Linked DNA regions of Homo sapiens: region 2 is linked to region 1. A link is an interaction called in ENCODE POLR2A ChIA-PET data of the cell type or tissue named here. Cell type or tissue: PC-9. All regions are shown on one strand. Each heading gives the region's core, and the rest is flanking DNA. Links, peaks and the distances in the headings are about the cores only. Region 1 overlaps TMEM135 (transmembrane protein 135). Region 2 overlaps FZD4-DT (FZD4 divergent transcript).

Evidence for each region. ChIA-PET counts read pairs that join two places held together with the same protein. Peaks named below come from ENCODE experiments on the same cell type or tissue, not always from the same donor. Only the 100,000 strongest peaks of a DNase experiment are listed, where the experiment ranks them.
Region 2: POLR2A ChIA-PET joins it to region 1 with 29 read pairs; 4 of 35 experiments call an interaction of 5 or more read pairs at or near these places.

The regions. Positions count from the first base shown.
Region 1 is chr11:87,263,400-87,273,462 of GRCh38, reverse strand. The region is part of intron 6 of TMEM135 (transmembrane protein 135); the gene reads right to left. Among named protein-coding and RNA genes, the nearest start is that of TMEM135, 230 kb to the right of the region's middle. In PC-9, for the core only: no CTCF peak of the experiment used is centred there; no DNase peak of the experiment used is centred there.
Region 2 is chr11:86,979,064-86,989,126 of GRCh38, reverse strand. The region is part of intron 2 of FZD4-DT (FZD4 divergent transcript); the gene reads right to left. Among named protein-coding and RNA genes, the nearest start is that of FZD4-DT, 28 kb to the right of the region's middle. In PC-9, for the core only: no CTCF peak of the experiment used is centred there; a DNase peak (open chromatin) is centred at 5,786.

The DNA of each region.
Region 1 (10,063 bases), core at 3,424-5,923:
CAAGAATATCAATGGATAAAGGAAAGAAAAGATCAAAATGATAAAAAGAATAAATGGCAAATAATAAAGGATACTAGACAAGTATAATATCCTTGAAGTCAAATATTGTCAAGAAGTCTGAAAAGAAAAGATCTCTGATAAACACGGGTAGGTAATAACAATATCTGTATGGTATTTTATTTAATCCTCACAACATCAGATTTACAGATGAAAAGGAGGCTTAGCAAAGTGTCTTGTCCAGAATTGCTCAGCTAATAAAAAAAGAAACCAGATTTAGAATCTAAGTCTTTAATCTAAATCCTACATTCTATTTCTACTACAGTATCCTAGCCCTAGTGAAGAAAGAGGTCCAAAGCTTTGGATGGAATAAATAAAATCACTGAGAATAATAAATATAAGAGGTTTTTAAACAATAATAAGATGGAAGAAAGACAGGATAATTGCTATAACGAGGCAGAATGGTCCAGCTTCAAAAATGAGAAGACCTAGGCTTATCGGCTATAGCCTAAAAGCTTACAGGCTAAATTCTTTCAGAGTATGGTTAATGTACTAAGACATTTTAAAAAAAGAACTTTCCGAGAGCTCTACATACCAAAATAACATACTGTAAAAATCCTCAAAAGAGACATTGTAACAATTAAAAATAAAATGATAGTTCCAGAATTAATCAGAGTATCAATCAGAATCATTACAGTGCTGGATGCTGGGTATGATGGCTCACATCTGTAGTTCCAGAACTTTGGGAGGCTGAAACAGGAGAATTGCTTGAGCCCAGGAGTTCAAGACCAGCCCAGCAACAGAGCAAGACCTCATCTCTACAAAAAAATTTTTTAAGTTAGCCAGGCATGGTGGCACACACCTATAGTCCCAGCTACTCAGGAGACTGAGGTGGGAAGCTCACTTGAGCCTGGGAGGTCAAGGTTGCATTGAGCTGTGATCACACCACTATACTTCAGCCTGGGTGACAGAGTGAGATCCCATCACAAAAAATAGAAATTAAAAAAAAACTTTTTTAAGAATCATCACAGTGCTGAGACTAGAAAGGTTCACAGAGGTCATCTTACATCTTCTAGAGCAGAGTCATCCAATAGAAATATAATGCAAGCTGGCTAGGTGCGGTGGCTCCAGTCTGTAATCCCAACACTTTGGGAGACTGAGGCGGGAGGATTGCCTGAGGTCAGGAGTTTGAGACCAGTCTGACCAACCTGGTGAAACCCCGTCTCTACTAAAAATACAAGAAAATCAGCTGGGTGTGGTGGCGGGTGCCTGTAATCTCAGCTACTCAGGAGGCTGAGGGAGGGGAATTGCTGGAACCAGGGAGGGGGAGGTTGCAGTGAGCAGATATCTCACCTCTGCACTCCAGCCTGGGTGACAGAGAGAAACTCTGTCTTAAAAAAAAAAAAAAAAAAAAGAAAAGAAAAAGAAAGAAATATAATGCAGGCTATATGTGTAATTTGAAATTTTCTAGTAGCCATATTTTTAAAAGTAAAAAGAAATATATAAAATTAATTTAATTGTTCTTTGAGATGGGGGTCTCACTCTGACATCACCCAGACTAAAGCGCAGTGGCATGATCTCTGCTCAATGCAGCCTCGACTTCCTGAGCTCAGGTGATTTTCCCACCTCAGCCTCCAAAGTAGCTGGGACAATAAGCGCATGCTGCCAAGCTCAGGTATTTTTTTTGTATTTTTTATAGAGAGGGGATTTCACCATGTTGACCAGGCTAATCTTGAACTCCTGGGCTCAAGCAATCTGCCTACCTTGGCCTCCCAAAGTGCTAGGATTACAGGCATGAGCCACTGCACCCAGGCTTTAATTTTAATAATATATTTCACTTAACCCAATATATCCAAGATATTATCATGTAAACAAATAATCAATATAAAATATTATTAATATTTGCATTCTTTATCCATACCAAGTCTTTGAAATCTGATGTATGCTTTATACTTACGGCAATCTACATTTGACTAGCCACATTTCAAGGGCTCAATAGCCGTATGTGCTAGTGGCTACCATATTGGACAATGCTGTTTTACATAATCACGAAAGTAACTGCAGCCTGCAGACATCAAGTGACTTTCTAAAGATTAAAGTTCATAGGGTGGTAATAAAATGCATGGCACAACTTTTTTCTCTTCATTCATATTGAAATCATAAAAAAATTCATAGTACATTAATGTGACCATACTGTAGCTCTTGGGGGCTGGTTATTGATCAAATTGAACAGCTCCTAAACTAAGTAAGACAATGATTACAGATATTTTTTTGGTGGTGGTATATAATTTTCAAGGAGGTCTTTCTTCTAAAGATTATAGTCAAGAAGGCAGCAATCACAATGACCTTCCTAAAAGTAAACTGATAGGTAACCTGATATAGCAAGCTTCATGAAAAGTATTTTATCACTGTGAGTCACATGAAGACAAAATGAATTATGATTTATTCGGGTGTTCCTTCAGGTATTTATTATCTGAATCTGAAAAAGTTTCTAAAAAAAAAAGCTTGTGAGAGAAAATACACAGCAATCTGTAGCCAAAGAATAATGACAGCTCATGTCTGACTAGAAAATATTGTTAACATTTTTTAAATTTATGCATTATGATTTTTGTAAAACTCAACTTTAATAATAGAGGAAAAGTTTGATAAGTCCTATAAGCCAAAATTACATATAAAATTGCTTATATTTTGGTGACTAAAATAAAAAAGCAATAGTTTATAGAAACTTGATGTCATGATCAATATTCTTATTTCTCCACAAGAACAGTGTGCTCTGGAGTACAGGAGAGCTACAAAAAGTCTTACTTAGTTTCAGAGGAAAAAGTAAATATGACAAATCATATGGTGGGAATGATTTAATTCCTCTTCATATTAAAAGAGGATGTAACCTCTGAATTAGAAACACTAAGGAAATGTTCTTTAGTTATATATTGTAGGACTTTTTACAGACAACCTACTGAATGCTATTAATTTAGCTAATTAAAATTCTTAAAGTAGAAGTAATTTTTTAACACATTCCCCTTCTTTAAAACTAGCCATTTTTATGGACAAGGACTTCATGTCTAAAACACCAAAAGCAATGGCAACAAAAGCCAAAATTGACAAATGGGATCTCATTAAACTAAAGAGCTTCTGCACACCAAAAGAAACTACCATCAGAGTGAACAGGCATCCTACAAAATGGGAGAAAATTTTTGCAACCTACTCATCTGACAAAGGGCTAATATCCAGAATCTACAATGAACTCAAACAAATTTACAAGAAAAAAACAAACAACCCCATCAAAAAGTGGGCAAAGGACATGAACAGACACTTCTCAAAAGAAGACATTTATGCAGCCAAAAGATGCATGAAAAAATGCTCACCATCACTGGCCATCAGAGAAATGCAAATCAAAACCACAATGAGATACCATCTCACACCAGTTAGAATGGCCATCATTAAAAAGTCAGGAAACAACAGGTGCTGGAGAGGATGTGGAGAAACAGGAACACTTTTACACTGTTGGTGGGACTGTAAACTAGTTCAACCATTGTGGAAGTCAGTGTGGCGATTCCTCAGGGATCTAGAACTAGAAATACCATTTGACCCAGCCATCCCATTACTGGGTATATACCCAAAGGACTATAAATCATGCTGCTATAAAGACACATGCACACGTATGTTTATTGCGGCACTATTCACAATAGCAAAGACTTAGAACCAACCCAAATGTCCATCAATGATAGACTGGATTAAGAAAATGTGGCACATATACACCATGGAATACTATGCAGCCATAAAAAACGATGAGTTCATGTCCTTTGTAGGGACATGGATGAAATTGGAAATCATCCTTCTCATAAACTATCGCAAGGACAAAAAACCAAACACCACATGTTCTCACTCATAGGTGGGAATTGAACAATGAGAACACATGGACACAGGAAGGGGAACATTACACTCTGGGGACTGTTGTGGGGTGGGAGGAGGGGGGAGGGATAGCATTAGGAGATATACCTAATGCTAAATGACAAGTTAATGGGTGCAGCACACCAGCATGGCACATGTATACATATGTAACTAACCTGCACATTGTGCACATGTACCCTAAAACTTAAAGTATGATAATAATTTAAAAAAAAAAGAAAAGAAATCCACACTTGCACAAAAAAAAAAGCTTCCTCATAAAAAAAAAAAAAAAAACCCTAAAGCAAACTTCCTCTCTGAAATCTATTACAAGATTCTTAGTAGATTATGCTTTTCTGTCCCCTCGGGGACAATGTGTAGTAGGGGGGAAACTCTAAGCTTATATCTGTAGCTGTTATTAATTAAAAGACTATAATAAAAAAAGAATTAGGAAATCCAGGCTTTGAAAAATGAGAAATAAAATGTGCATTGCGTATTTCAAAAAAAAAAAACTAGCCATTTTTAAAAGCGATTTTGAAAATCTATAATCCTACCTCTACAACAAGTTTAAGCATAAATTGTTATTTTTAAGGTAAAAATCTAAATAAACTTATAAGAAACTTAGAAAAACAAATAATTTAAACTATTTAAGAAAGACTAGGATAGGCATCTTAAGCAGAACTGTCTTTTCAATCTAGATGCTATCTGAAACTTAGGCTTCTAAGAGAAAAACCTCAAACAGCTGAAATCCAGCTTAAATACACAAAATAAATCACTTCTGACCGAAATACACTCTCAAAAGCTCTAATCAGGTTTCCACAAGCAACAAAACATACAAAACAAATAAAGAATATCAACAACATTAGTAAATTGGGTTTACTAATTGTGCAGCCAAAAAAAAAATAGCAAATAGGAGACAAAATAGAATTCTTTGTTAAATCTATGAGCATCCATTCAATGTTCTTGACCCTAAAGATTTACATTTTGGTCTTAATACACTCTTAAAACAAAGATTAAGAAGGTTATCTCATTCCAGTTTAAATTCTTAAATCATTTGTTAGAAATTTAAGTCATCTAAAATGCAATCATTGATAGACAAAGGGTATATAATCAGTAAGACATGTAAATATTCATATTCAGACCATCTTTAGAAAGGAGCAGGGGCCTGGCATGGTGGTTCACACCTGTAATCCCAACACTTTGGGAGGCCAAGGTGGGGGGATTGCATGAGCCCAAGAGTTCCAGATCAGCCTGGAAAACATAGGGAGACCCCGTCTTTACAAATAAATAAATAAATAAATAAATAAATAAATAAATAAATATCTAGGTGTGGTGAGGGTGCCTGCCTGAGAGACAGAGTAAGACCCAGTCTCAAAAAAACAGAAAAGAAGAAAGAAAAGAAAAGAAAGGAAAGGAAAGGAAATAAAGGAAAGGAGAGGGAAGGGAAGAGAGGGGGAAGGGGAGGGCCGGGCAAAAAAGAGTAGGTACTTAATCTCCCCTGAAAGTGAACATGTGAACAGGACTTTGTTTAGTTATCCTGTACTCTAGGGCACACTGTATTACAGGGAAATAAGAACACTGATCATGGCCGGGCGTGGTGGCTCACACCTGTAATCCCAACACTTTAGGAAGCCAAGGTGGGCTGATTGCCTGAGGTCAGGAGTTCGAGACCATTCTGGTCAACATGGTGAAACCCCGTCTCTACTAAAAATACAAAAATTCTCCAGGCGTCGTGGTGGCACCTGTAATCCCAGCTACTCGGAAGGCTGAGGCAGGAGAATCACTTGAACCCGGGAGGTGGAGGTTGCTGTGAGTGGAGACCATGCCACTGCACTCCAGCCTGGGCAACAGACTGACTCCATTTCAAAAAAAAAGAATACTGATCATGACATTTAGTTTCATGCATTAGTTTTTGAAATGTATATCACGTATATAATTCTATACTTTCATGAAGTTTTTATATAGTGTATCACAAAAAACAATCACGAAATCCAAATAAAAAAAGAAATAAACTTACATAACTATTTGATGCTTACTATTAACTTCCGTGGACAAAAATACCTTTCCAGTGAAATGGTTTTTTTCACAAAAACACTTTTGTTTTTCTTTTGCTATATAATAAAGCCCCCACAATCATGTGAAATCAGATACAGCAAGTTTTCCATTCTTTAGAGAAGGTTGGCTAGAATGCTTATCTTGTGTAAAAGAAGGAAATTAGAAAGTGACTTCCTACTTATCATTTAGGACTTTCTCAGCTCAAAATCTATCTTTTCCTATATATCTAAATAAATGAAATAAATAGATGATAATTTTTTTCATCCATTCCCTCTCCATGAAGGAACTAAAATTCTAATATTGCTTTTTGTTAACTTGTTAATAATATAACACACATTTTATATGAATGTATAACTAGACCTCACTTACCACTCATGGCAGAGTTCTTTGGACTCTTAAGACACTTCCAATTCATTAGCTCCATAGTTCTTTCCATTTCCAATACTTTCTTCTCACTATCCTCCTTATCCAGCTTAAATTCTATGACCCTAGGAAACACTCTACCACCTTAAGCTCCTTTCTCCTCAGTTCTTACATCACCTCCACCTGGCAAAACTCCAACCGGAGATGAAACTAATCACCTTCTCCATGCCTATAATGAGGCAACTATGTACTGCTAGAGAAAACCACACAACAAAACATAATCACCACACTCAAAGGGATCCTGAATACAGCCCAGGTAAACCTGTCATTTTAGTCTGATCTATACAAAACAAGTACGTCAAACCACATAAATTCTCTTCAGGCCTTTGACCCTCTATCCTTTCTTTCAGCAAAGACCCTGCCTCCTGCTTTAGTGAGAACCATAGAAGCTAACAGATATGACCTTCTAATGGGAAGCTGAGGAGGTTCATTCATGTCTGATAGCTTTTGTTTTGCACCATTTTCTCTTTTCTCCCCTCCTATTACATTAGATAGTAGTTAAAGCTATAAGCATGGGATAAATTATTTACAATGAAAAAAAGAGAGACAATAAGGGAGACTAGAACCAATCCTTGAAGAATTCTAAAGTTTGATGGCCAGGAAAATAAACCTTCAAAGAAACTAGAAATTTGCACTAAAAACAAGTCAGCTACATTCTGCTATATATACATACATATATATTCAAACAAACTGATTTTGAAGACAAATACGACTCTAGTGTTTTCCAACAATATTAAAACATCAGTCCTTTGATAGATGAAATTTCACAATGTTATTATTACTGAGGTCCAAAGAGCCTTTTCTCTTGTGGAAATAAAATAATCTTGACAGGAATTTTACCAGCCAAGGGTGAGGGACTTAGGGGTGGAGAACATGAAATTATTACCCTTTGCAGACACAAAACTTTCCAGTTGTAATATAGATAACTCTGGCTCCTCAAGAGCATATGTAGATTTAAAATCCTTAACTATAAACAGTAGGCTTCAGGCCTGGGTGGTCTGTGCAATGTCCAATAATATATAAATTGGCTTATCCTCAAAATAAATATTTCCTTTTTCATTACTGTGAGTCATGAATAACATTTAATCTTTGTTCAAAAACAGAAAGGATTTCAAGAAAACCTTTTAGCTGTAAGGCTAATAGATCAATAGCTCAGTATACTACTACAAATTATATGCACGTAAAGAGATCTTAAATTACTTTCTCAGAATCTCAAGGAACAATGAGAAAACTAGGAAGATTCTCAATAAGAAATTGACTCAGTGCATACAATGATCACTGATATTTTCTATACAATGTTTAATAATAAGCTATGACCTAAGGGATGAAATGAAATACAAAATACCATGTGCTCCTGTTTTTATCTCAGAGATAATTTGGCATCCTATACAAGCCACCTAAACACTATTTTAAAGTTAAGTGTTTCTTTTATTTTCTTTAAATATGCTATCAAATGGTGGCTGATTGGGTTAAATTCATCTTTAAGAGAACGTTCAAATATTTCATAAAAGGTGCATACCAATTATTTTCCAGAAGTGTTTAGATGCTTATTAAAATTTGATCTGACATAGTAGTCAAACAAAAGAAACAAATTTGGAGGAAGAGAGGAAAAAGAAGAGAAGAGAAAACATTGAGGAGTAATAGACTCAATTTATATGTAATATGGTAAAATGGTTCCCTGAAACAATCCAAAGAATTGTTCTCTTTCAGAATGAAAAGAGTCCAGTATTCTTCATGGATGACAGGAACTTGGTCTGACTCAGTACTTGCTTCCATATCTGCTTAATGAATGGGCCAGAAAATATTCTAAAATCATAACAAAGACATATTATCAGAGTGTAAAGATTCCAAAATCATCACAACCAGATGTGTAGGACTAAAAATCTTGGCTTCTAGCTATATTTCTCACTATCAGTTTATAAAATGAGCATTAAATATTATTTGTTCTAGCTCTAAATTTCTTCCTTCCAAAAGAGCTGATCTAAGTGTGAATAGACAATAAATTTCTAGTCAATCTCTTTTATGACAACAGCTGTGAGTAACATTCCAATTTCTTCTTTATGTCAAAGTTTCATGTTTTAATTGTAGCTTATTATTACTGTGGCCAATTTACTCTAGAAAATAAGAATGTATAACCTATAATATAACTATATTCTACAACTAATTTCAGACCCATCTCATGACATTTCAAGTAGTTCACAGCTTTAAAATAACACACAATCTCTTTTTATGTCTCTTTGAAAATCTAGTCAATTATTTCTCAACAAAATGAACTTTAATACTATAAGCAAGATAATGCCCTTAAAGCTAATAAACAAAGAATAAAGTTTAAGATTTTTTTGACTTTATTGATAAAATTAACCTACCATAGATCTGGAAGACTGAATTTAAATGACAACTGACTATATACAGTGAGCTTAAGGCTGGAACTACATTGTAGAGATTAAACAGCTGAAATTCTTAAAATGTACAGACTGCATTCAAATAAGTCTTCAATACATATCTGAATACATTTCATAAGAAAAAGTGATCAATTCATGATAAAAGATCAGGAGCGATTATAAACATATGCTAATGCAAAGTATAGTTCCTTCCTACTAAAAAGAAACTATCAATAATATATAAACAGTAACATAAATTTAATTTGGATCTAAAATACCATTTATCTACATACTTGTCAAACTTAAAATGACATGACTAATAATGTTAGGTGCCATAGTGGATTACTAGTTACTTCCTAGACATTATAAATTAAAGTAAAAGCAGAAAACAAACAACAAAAAAAAAGAAAAGAAAAAGAACAGAAAAGAAAAGTGAGATTGGGGAGGAGAGGAGAAAAAAAGAGAGAGAGAGACTGAAACATAGACAGAGATCATAGACATCTGACTACAAAGTAGCTTTTATCCTCTTTTCTAGTTTAAAACCTAGTCACAATAAAGGAATTTCAAAAATTTTTAACAGCACTAATTAGAAATATTTACTATTTCAAATAGAAAGATAAAGCATTCCATGACATGGTATGATATTTCCACTACAGTTTAAACTATGTCATATGTAAAATCCAAAATATACATTAAGAATTTTTTTACCAAACTTCTATCTTCCTTAATTTCTAGGTTTTTCATTTAATTTCATATTTCCTTTCTAAAAGGCTTGCCATCACAATGTGGTATTTACGAGTACAAAAATAATACTGGGTCTATTTGCCATGTCCCTCACATAAATTTCAAAATATTCAATTGTTTTAAAATAATTAATGGTATTTGAAAGTAAATTATGCAAAAATTCCACTTCTGTCTCTGCCACTAACTGCTGTGTGATCTAAGAAAAGCTACAAAAATTTTTCACGTTCATTTTCTTCACCAGAAAATAGACAATGCTTATTACATAATCTCTACTTTGCTTCATACTCTAAAACCCTATGATTCTGTGAAACTTAAGTATTGGTATTATTCACTTTAGAGAATAACACTTTTATTTATGAAATGTTGCAACATACTGGACTAAAAAGAACACTAAATCAGCTTACAGTTTATGAATTTTTGAACTTCAGTTACTTTTAATACGTAAGAATCAAGACATATGTCAAATATGTCAACCAGTTCCTAGAGTAAAAGTATGAGTGAAGTCTGGCTCTACTAGGATAAATAATGAGCCAAAGCAAAAATGGTAGGAGCCAAATCTTGACAGCTTTAAGACA
Region 2 (10,063 bases), core at 4,309-6,808, 290 kb after region 1:
TGATAAACATTTGGTTGTTTCTAGATTTTTGACTATTATAAGTAACGCTTCTGTGAACATTCTTACACAGATGTTTTTATGAATATTATCTTTTCATTTCGTAAATTCCTAAAAGTAGAATTGCAGGACAAACTCAATCTAATCCAATCCCAAAATTCTACATAATTATGATCCACTGATGGTACAGTGTTATGAATTTATTGTTTTTATGGTTGCCAGATAAAATATAGCATGTCCAAAATAGTGCATTTGGGACATACTTATACTAAACAATTGTCTGTTGTCTATCTGAATTCGAATTTAACTGAGCGTGTCCAGTATTGTTTTAATTTTTGCTAAGTCTGTCAACCCTAAATCTTTTTAAAATTTTCATTTATGTTAATTTAAGGGCTTTGGAGGGTGGGAAAAGCAAGATTGACTTGCATAATCATTTCATCACCTCGATCCAAGAAAGAAATTTGGTAAAGGCTGATAAGCCATTTCAGTTAGCATCATAATTTATTGATCAGTCCACTCATTTCCCTGCAAAATACCTTGCCCAAGCCAGTGAAACATCACCATCAGAAAGTCCTCCTTCCTAACACTAAATCAATGTCTTATGTCAACAAAATGTCACATAAGTTGGCTAACAGCCAGAATTTGAGGTAAGAAATTACTTTAGGTCAGTAATTTTATTGTCTGTATTCAATGTTTGTCTTTTGAACATTTTTAATAATCACATATATATTGTATAAGACTCGGGTTTCTATTTTTAATTCAAGATTAAAATATTTATAATATATAATAGGGAATTTATATTATTTTTAGCTCTTGGGGATAAAATTCCTCACATAACATGTGAAGTTATTGCTTGATTTTTATATATTACACTTTTCATTTATATTTTCAGGGCCTCATTAAACAGAAAAATAGAACTGCCTCCAAAAAGATGTAATGGGAAGAAAAAAATTTAGGTGTAACCATTATACCCTTGAGTTAGAAAAATAAATATCTACGTATTTTATTAGCTTTCTAGCAAGTTTATATCAATCTTGTTACCCTATCGTAAGTTTTTACTGGATAAACTATCCCAGTAAAGTTAGTTCTCTTTTAGCAGTTATGGACGTTATGATGAGATTATTATACATTCTGTCTTATGAGTATTTTGGACTTCCACTTCTTCATCCTGTAATTTTTAAAATGTGGGCTCCTTGTACTCCACTGCTTTGGTACTCCACTGCTTTGGTACAATCTCTTGTGGTGAGTTGGTGGAAGGACACCACCCTGGCCCTGAGGTTCCTGGCAGAACATTATTCTGGTGGGGCTGTGGTTGCTATTGAGTTATTGCTGAGGAATCATGTCCAAAGCTTATCCTCAGTTTGGGTTTTGCCTATGCATTAAATATTAGTGGTTTTATTCCCTTCACAGTTCCCATTTGAATAATAATAATAAAAAAAAACTGTTGTGAAACAGGATTTCCAGAGGTGGTAGAAAAAGCTCCAGGTCCAATGAAGCTCAGATTGCTTTGCATACAGTGGATTCACTCCTGTTTTATTCAATCATTTTTGAGAGGTGAGAGGAATTTTGCCTCTAGATGGTTTTTCATATCTGGTAGAAACATTAATGATGATAATAATTAGCACTTACCACGCACAAACTTAAGTATTACTTCAAGCACTTAATATGTATTTCTTGCTTATAAGAGTCATTATTGGCTGGGTGCGGTGGCTCACGCCTGTAACCCCAGCACTTTGGGAGGCCGAGGCAGGCAGATCATGAGGTCAGGAGTTCGAGATCAGCCTGACCAACATGATGAAACCCCGTCTCTACTAAAAATACAAAAATTAGCCGGGCGTGGTGATGCACGCCAGTCATCCCAGCTACTCAGGAGGCTGAGGCAGGAGAATAGCTTGAACCAGGGAGGCGGAGGTTGCAGTGAGCCGAGACTGCGCTACTGTGCTCCAGCCTGGGCGACAGAGTGAGACTCTGTCTCAAAAAAAAAAAAAAAAAGAGTCATTATCATAATCAGTAGAATTTATAAAGCTCCATATATAAGCTGGGTCATTTGCATACATTATTTTAATCTTTACAATGCTTTAGAGAAGTATTTAGAGATCAGGAAATGAGGCACTGACAAGTTAAGAAACATGTCCGAGATTATACGCTGGGGCGCGGTGGCTCACGCCTGTAATCTCAGCACTTTGGGAGGCTGAGGTGGACGGATCACTTGAGGTCAGGAGTTCGAGACCAGCCTGGCCAACATGGTGAAACCCCATCTCTACTAAAAATACAAAAATTAGCCGGATGTGGTGGCACATGTCTGTAATCCCAGTTACTTGGGAGGCGGAGGCAGGAGAATCGCTTGAACCTGCAGAGGAGGCAGTTGCAGTGAGCCGAGATGCTGCCACCGCACTCCAGCCTGGGCGACAGAGTAAGACCGTCTCAAAATAAATAAATAAATAAAAATTATACAGGTAGTAAATCACAGAATGGGTATTTAAACCCAGATTCCCAAACCCTTTTCATGTAACACGGTTGACTCAGTTTGCATACTTAAAAAACACTTGGCCACTTATCTTTTTTTTTTTTTTTTTGAGATGGAGTTTTGCTCTTGTTGCCCAGGTTGGAGTACAATGGCGTGATCTCGGCTCTCCACAACCTCCGCCTCCTGGGTTCAAGCGATTCTCCTGCCTCACCCTCCCTAGTAGCTGGGATTACAGGCATGTGCCACCACACCCAGCTAATTTAGTATTTCTAGTAGAGACGGGGTTTCTCCATATTGGTCAGGCTGGTCTCAAACTCCCGACCTCAGGTGATCTGCCCGCCTTGGCCTCCCAAAGTGCTGGGATTACAGGCATAAGCCACCGCGCCTGGCCGGCCACTTATCATTTTATTTTACTTTGACAAGATACTATTAACTCAATTTAAAAGGTAAGGAAAATTAGACACAAAGAGGTTAAATGGCTTGCCCAGTCTCACACATTAAAGGAGAATTTTCCTGAAACCCCTACTTTCTGGCCATTGATGTAATACCTTTTCAGCTATTTATGCATCCTATGACTGGATGAAGTCACATTAAGAGGACATAGTGTTGTAGAAAAACACCAGGTTCTTGTCACACGACCAGGAAAATTTAGGCACACAGACACAATTGTAGTGTGAGTAGGGCAGGGTTTATTGGCTGAAAAGGAAAAAACGAAAAAGGAACTCTGAGCAAAGTGAGATAGAGTCCTACTAACAGATCTCCCACCTCATAGACCGATTCCCAGGTCACCACACAGGAACTGAAGAGGCCAGGCTCCTTCCCCTGCAAATGGCAGGAACTTTCCCTGGCTCCACTCACCTCCCCCAGTGCGCAGGTGGGCATTATTCAGAGAGAATCAATCGGGAAACGGTACGCTTCATCCGGGACCATCAGTCTGGTTTTTCAGCCTTCAGACTTTTAGGCTTGGAGGTGGGGTTTCACTGGGGATGCTTGGCTGCCTCCTGTCTCTATCTATAGTTTTAAATCCTTGAACTCAAAGCAAACCTTAAGAAGGCCATCATCCTTGAATTCTTAGTTCCCACATTATTCATTGTTTATACCTAGTTGTGGTGAGGAAAGAGGCAGTTGTTAGATTTCCAAGAATCCAGAAATCCTCAGTGAGTGCCAGCAAACGCTGATCTTCAAAGATAGATGGTCTTCAACAGTTTTACCTTTCAAACCACACTTCCCAATAAAAATTATCCTCCACAGAAAGTCCAAAGTAAGCTCCAGGCCTGGATCCCAGTCCCCAGGTTCTAGGAGAGGGTGTCACCCCACAACACATGGGAAATGTGGCCAGTCATTTAGCTTCTCCATCTCCATCAAGTTGCCTTTGATGGCAAAGCCAGATGGGCTTCTCTGGGTACCACTTGACTTCCTGCTTACCTTATGGGGCCCTCCTCTTCTTTTAACCTTCCTCTTTCATTAGTTCCCTGCACAAATGCTTCTCCTTGCCAAGAAGACACATTGACGCAAATGATCAGATAAATATGCTAATAATTTTTCTTGGCAAATCAACTCCATGTCACCTCAGGACTCTACACACTTTCTTCCAACTACTTGACAGCCCTATCCACTTACAATCACAGAGTTCTTAAAACCCAGGTGCAGGTTGAGCCCAGATTCTAATTTCAAATCTCTGTTGGCTCGCACTTGGGATATGTTCTGTCTTCCGTCTCCAGCTGGCCCGCTGTTGTGCCCTTTCCTCTGGAACGAAGACTTCTCCACATTCATCTCCACATTCCTCACACTTGGACTAGTGGAATTTATAGCTTGCTAACTCAGCCTTGCCCCAGAGAGCAAGCAAAAGGGAATTGAGTTCAGGGCCTGCCTGCTGGCCAGGGAATAGAATAGGCAAAGCTCCAACTTTTGACCTTTGTGCCCAATTTTTCCTTCCTTGCCTTGCCCTCCATCCCCATTTTAAAGGTCTCTGCTTAACTTTCTCAGCACCCAGCGCTTATTACTGCCTGGTTAAGGCCCAGCAAGAAAACCCTCAAGTTTGTGAAATCAGAATTTTTTCCCTGCCTCAAGAAGAAAGTCCAGTAGAGACAATTTTTTGAAACATGCACTACCTGTTTTAGACCCCTATGGTGGCATTAGGTAAAGCAATCCTATAAAATTTACCGTGAAATTGGGTGAACTTCTACTCCATTGTACTAAAAGGTAAGGTAGATGCCCATAAGAGTTCATATGACTTCTAAGAGTTCCAGGAAGCAACTTAAAGAGAGGACATCATCAAATCAGTGCCCCTTCAGTCTTTTCCTGTTTTACTGAAAGCAAGAGACACCTGGACTCATTTACTCATTCATTCTACAAACATCAATGAGCTCCTGCTCTGGGCCAAGTATGAGTTATGTGCTGATGTATACCATGTAAATACAAAATAACACAATTCCCTGCCTTCAAAAAGTTTGAAGAGGGATTCAAGATTCATGTTCCATTTCCAGTGGCTTGACCTGTCCTGTCCAACTGCTGAAGGCTGGAAAAATATTGCCCCTCTCCTCCTGCTTCATCTCCCATCTCACATGGTAGTGGGTGGAAATAGAGACAGACCAGGTGCAAATTCCCCTTCCCTCCTAGTGTTCATCATTTTGTAACCTCTAGTCATCTTGGTCTCTTTGTCTATAAAATAGTAGGTAATATTTAATGTGTACTTTGCAAGGTTTCTGATAATTAGAAATAATTAGGCTGGTGCAGTGGCTCATGCCTATAATCCCAGCACTTTGGAAGGCTGAGGCAGGCAGATCACTTGAGGTCAGGAGTTCGAGACCAGCCTGGACAATATGGTGAAACCCTGTGTCTACTAAATATACAAAAATTATCTGGGTGTGGTGGCAGGTGCCTGTAATCCCAGCTACTTAGGAGGCTGAGGCAGGAGAATTGCTTGAGCTGGGAGGCGGAGGTTGCAGTGAGCTGAGATTGCATCACTGCACTCCAGCCTGGGCAATAGAGTGAGACTGTTTCAAAAAAAAAAAAAAAAAATATATATATATATATACACATATATATATATAATATAATAATTATTATTATTTAGGTAAAGTATCTGGCACACAATAATTGATAATAAGAGCTATTATAATAAATGGAATGAGATACAGGAGTTGTCCAATAAGTAACAGCTATTAATATGGTAGTTCTTTGTCTTCAATCCACAACTCAAAGGGCTGATGTGTCAAGGTGAGGGTTAATGGATGTGGAGGATTATTTTCCCTGGCCGCTTTCTCATCCTCTATTGTGCAAGCCCTGTTTGTGCAAGCCTTTCTGTTCTATCCTAAGGAGGTCAGGGTGTGTCTACTCCTGAGGCTGGCCAAGTTCTACCTGCTGAAGTTTCCTGTGCAGCTAGGGGTCAAGCAGTTGGCAAAGTCAAGCCAGCCAGCTGCTGTGATGTGATACTTCTGAAGGAAATCCTGGATGGGTCCTGCAAGGGAGTTGCAAGCTGCAGCCTGGATTAACCCAGGCTGTTCGTCAGTGTGCCTCAGCTGCTCGTCCACTCTCTGCTGGGCAGCTGGGCAAGAACTCCAGGACCGCCACTCCCCACTGCCCAGAAGAGGGAACAGTGGGGATTTCTGATCAGTACATGTCCTCTTTCCCAGAAAAGGGATTAAGTGTGCCCTGACAGTATACTCTGCCATCCTTCTTTCTTAGGGAGCGAGGTGGGTGAGAAAATGGCCCTGAACAGTCCACTTGCCCTAATCCCTTTAGCTGCTTCATTCTGCCATCAAATACTGTACCTCAGCAAGCAATCTACTGGCATCAAATGTGTCTGTGTTCTTGGTAAAGTGAGGATAATAATGCCAACCTCAGAGCGTTGTTATAAGAAGTCAATGAGAGCTCACATGTGAAAGCACTTACCAAATTGCCTGGCACATGGTAACTACACAATACAGGCTAGTGTTCCCTTTTTAAAAATAATTATGTATGGTGGTATTATGTCGTGTAAGGAAAACAAGCCCTTAAGTATCTATCAGAACTCCACTGTAGGTGACCAAAACCTGACTATAACCTATATTAGAAAAAACAAAAATCGAATTATTGGCTCATGGAACTAATAGGCATGGCTAGATCTTGACGCTCAGATAAAGTTTTCAGGGCTTGCTGTCTCTGTCTTTATTTCTTAGCTGGCTCTGCTTGGGCTCCGATTCTTTTTGCTGTTGGCTTCATTCCTCCTGCCATACACAGGATCTCTCCCTGTGGAAAGGAAGATGGCCATGGAAATCTTGATCCAAAAGGAAGCAGCACATACTCTCTCCCAGTGTCCACGTATCAAATCCCGTGGCAGGACTTTGGCCCTTTGTGGGTCACATGCCCATGCCCACACCAGGAGTCAACAAACTATGACCCACCGGCCAAATCCAGCCTGACTCTTGTTTTGGGGCAGCATATGAACTAAAAATGGGTTTGTCATTTTTAAATGATTGGGGAAAAAAATAAGAGTAATATTTTATAACACCTGAAAATTATATGAAATTCAAATGTCAAGGTCCATAAATTTCAGTTTTATTGGAACACAATCACACCCATTTGTTTCTGTATTGTCCATAGTTGGTTTTCCACTGTCATAGCAAGTTGAGTAGTGGTAACAGAGGCCACACGGCCCACAAAGCCTAAAATATTTGCTATCTGCTTTTTACAGAAAAATTTTGCTGACCTTGCCCTAGACCAATCATGGTAAACAAGAAGATAGGACAGACACTCTGATGGCCAGATCTGAATCATTTGCCCAGCCCTATAGCTGGGAGACAGGTAGGGTAAGAAGAAAAAGACTTTACAGTTACCGAGCACTTACCACGCATGAGGCACTTGCTATGAGTACTTCATTCCTATTAACTTATTTAATCTTTACAAGAATCCAATTGGTAAAGATTTTTGTCATCCTCGTTTGATAGATGAAGAAACTAAGGCACAGAAAGGTTAAGGAATCTTTCAAAAGTTACACAGCCAATAAGTGGTAGAGCTGAGATTTTTTGTTTGTTTTTTTTTAGATGGAGTCTTGCCCTGTCACCTAGGCTGGAGTGCAGTGGTGCGATCTTAGCTCACTACAACCTCTGCCTCCTGGGTTCAAGCGATTCTCACACCACAGTCTCCCGAGTAGGTGGGATTACAGGCATGCACCACCACACCCAGCTAATTTTTGTATTTTCAGTAGAGATGGGGTTTCACCATGTTAGCCAGGATGGTCTTGCACTCCCAGCCTCAAGTGATCCACCCACCTCAGCCTCCCAAAGTGCTGGGATTACAGGCGTGAGCCACCACACCTGGCCAGAGCTGAGATTTGAACCATACTATCTGCTCCAGAGTTCACTTTTGAGCCTGATAGAATCTGTTCTAGCAAAACAAAGTGGAATAGGGGTGGGAGGAGAATGGGTTTCCTGGGTAAAGAGTGGTGCTGGGGAAAAGAAACAACAGATATCCGGCCGGGCACAGTGGCTCACGCCTGTAATCCCAGCACTTTGGGAGGCCGAGGCGGGCAGATCACCTGAGGTCAGGAGTTCAAGACTAGCCTGGCCAACATGATGAAACCCGTCTCTACTGAAAATACAAAAAAAAATTAGCCAGGCATGGTGGCAGGCACCTGTAATCTCAGCTACTCAGGAGGCTGAGGCAGGAGAATTGCTTGAACCTGGGAAGCAGAGGTTGCAGTGAGCTGAGATTGTGCCACTGCACTCCAGCCTGGGTGACAACAGTGAAACTCTGTCTCAAAAAAAAAAAAAAAAAAGAGAGAGAAACAACAGATATCCATCAGTGTCAGATAAATATAGGTCTGAAATTTTTTTACTTAGCTTCTTAGAACCTTAGGTTTTTAAAAATCTAGTGTGAAGTAGATAAGGTGTATTCTTTAGGGTGGTCAAAAAGATAGTTAACATTCATTGAGTACTTACTCTGGGCTAATACTGAGTATTTTACGGTTGTTGTGTCACTGAGGAAAGCAAAGCTTAGAAAAGTTACATAGATTGCCCAGAGTCACATGGTAAGGTAGCACTCAGGCCTTGATGAGAAGCCACGTCTATCTGACTCAAGTGCCTAGGCATGTAACCGCTACACACCACTGCCCCTCATCTGAGAGAATGAAGGGAGATAAGATATCAAATGGACCTAGAAGAAAGCTTGATATATTGTAGACACTCAATTAAAGTTAGTTTCCTTTCTTCCCCTTTGCTGACTTTTCTGTTCACATTATGAAGTTTTATGAGCAAGAAATCCATGTGTATCCTTGAAGAGTCCTGTTGCCTCTATCTTTGCAGTTAATATTTAAAAGAATAAAATCACTCTTTAATCAGTGCTGCTATCAAAAAGGCAGAGCAAAAATAGCAACGGTTCAGAGAAGGGCAGTGAAAATAATTTGTGGTATGCATGGCAGAAGAGCATGCCATGTAAAGAGAAATTCCAAACTTTAGGATCATTTCATTTGGAAACGAAAGCTCACAGAGGCATGATGTTTACTGCGTAATACGCTGATGACAGGCATAGGAAAGGCTAATCAAAACCTGGCATTGATTTTCCCCCCCAAAATGCAAGAACCAGACTGTTGAATGCATTGTATAATAGCCCTGTTACCTTCCACTCTGGAACACTATCAAAGTGAGTTCTACCCTCCCTTCCTACTGACTATGTGACAAACCACACCTCCAGTCCCAATTAGTACACAAGACACTCCACTCCACACGTACTATTCAGAATCTGGAGATGTCTTGCTGGAAGATGTGTTGGGGCCATGCAACACATCTTATGTTGTAGATGAAACTAAAGGCAAGTGAGGTGAAATGAGTTGTCCAATTTGTATGGTGAGCCCATAACATATCTAGATTCAGCCTTGGCCTTGGGAGTCAGATGAACTGGATTAAGGTCCTTGCTAGCTAACAGACCTTTCTGAAATTCGGTATACCCATTTTTAATATGGTTGGAGGGTCAAATAATGATTACAAAAATACTTGGTGAACGTTAAGTGTATTGTAGCCTAATTTCCAATTGAGCACTTTTTCCTCTAAGTCGTTCTGCTCCTTGGAATAGTCTGATGTAGGAAAAGAGCACAATGCTGGATTGCTGGGGAAAAAAAATTGGAAGATGTAGCACCCCCTCCTCCCTTTACTTCCTTTCACCAACAATAAAGTACAAACTTCAAAAGAAACAAACTTGAAAATGGTGACTGCCGGACTCAAAAACCTTTCCCAGAGTGGAACCCTGTGGTCAGATATTGGCCAGGGCAATCCTTGAACAACTTGGTTGCCATCCAAGTCTGTTTTCAGTGGGGAATAAAGTTCATGTTTTGGAGGCAGTATCCTTGACTTTTTTATCCTGTTATTCAAATATTTCCTAATAATCTTCGGCATTTATACACTCAAGAGACCTTGAAGGAAAAGGATACAGGGCTCCAGTCTTTTTTCCTTCCTTTTGCTAATGAATAGATGTTTTCTTTCTGAATTGACTGCCCCTATCACCCTATTTTTTTCATGCTCACATAACCCTACAAGAAAGAGGTCAAATAGCAAATGGGAAATTATAAGTTACCAAGTTTGGGTTTAGATTTAACATCATGAGGTCCTTTTCAACATGAAAAAA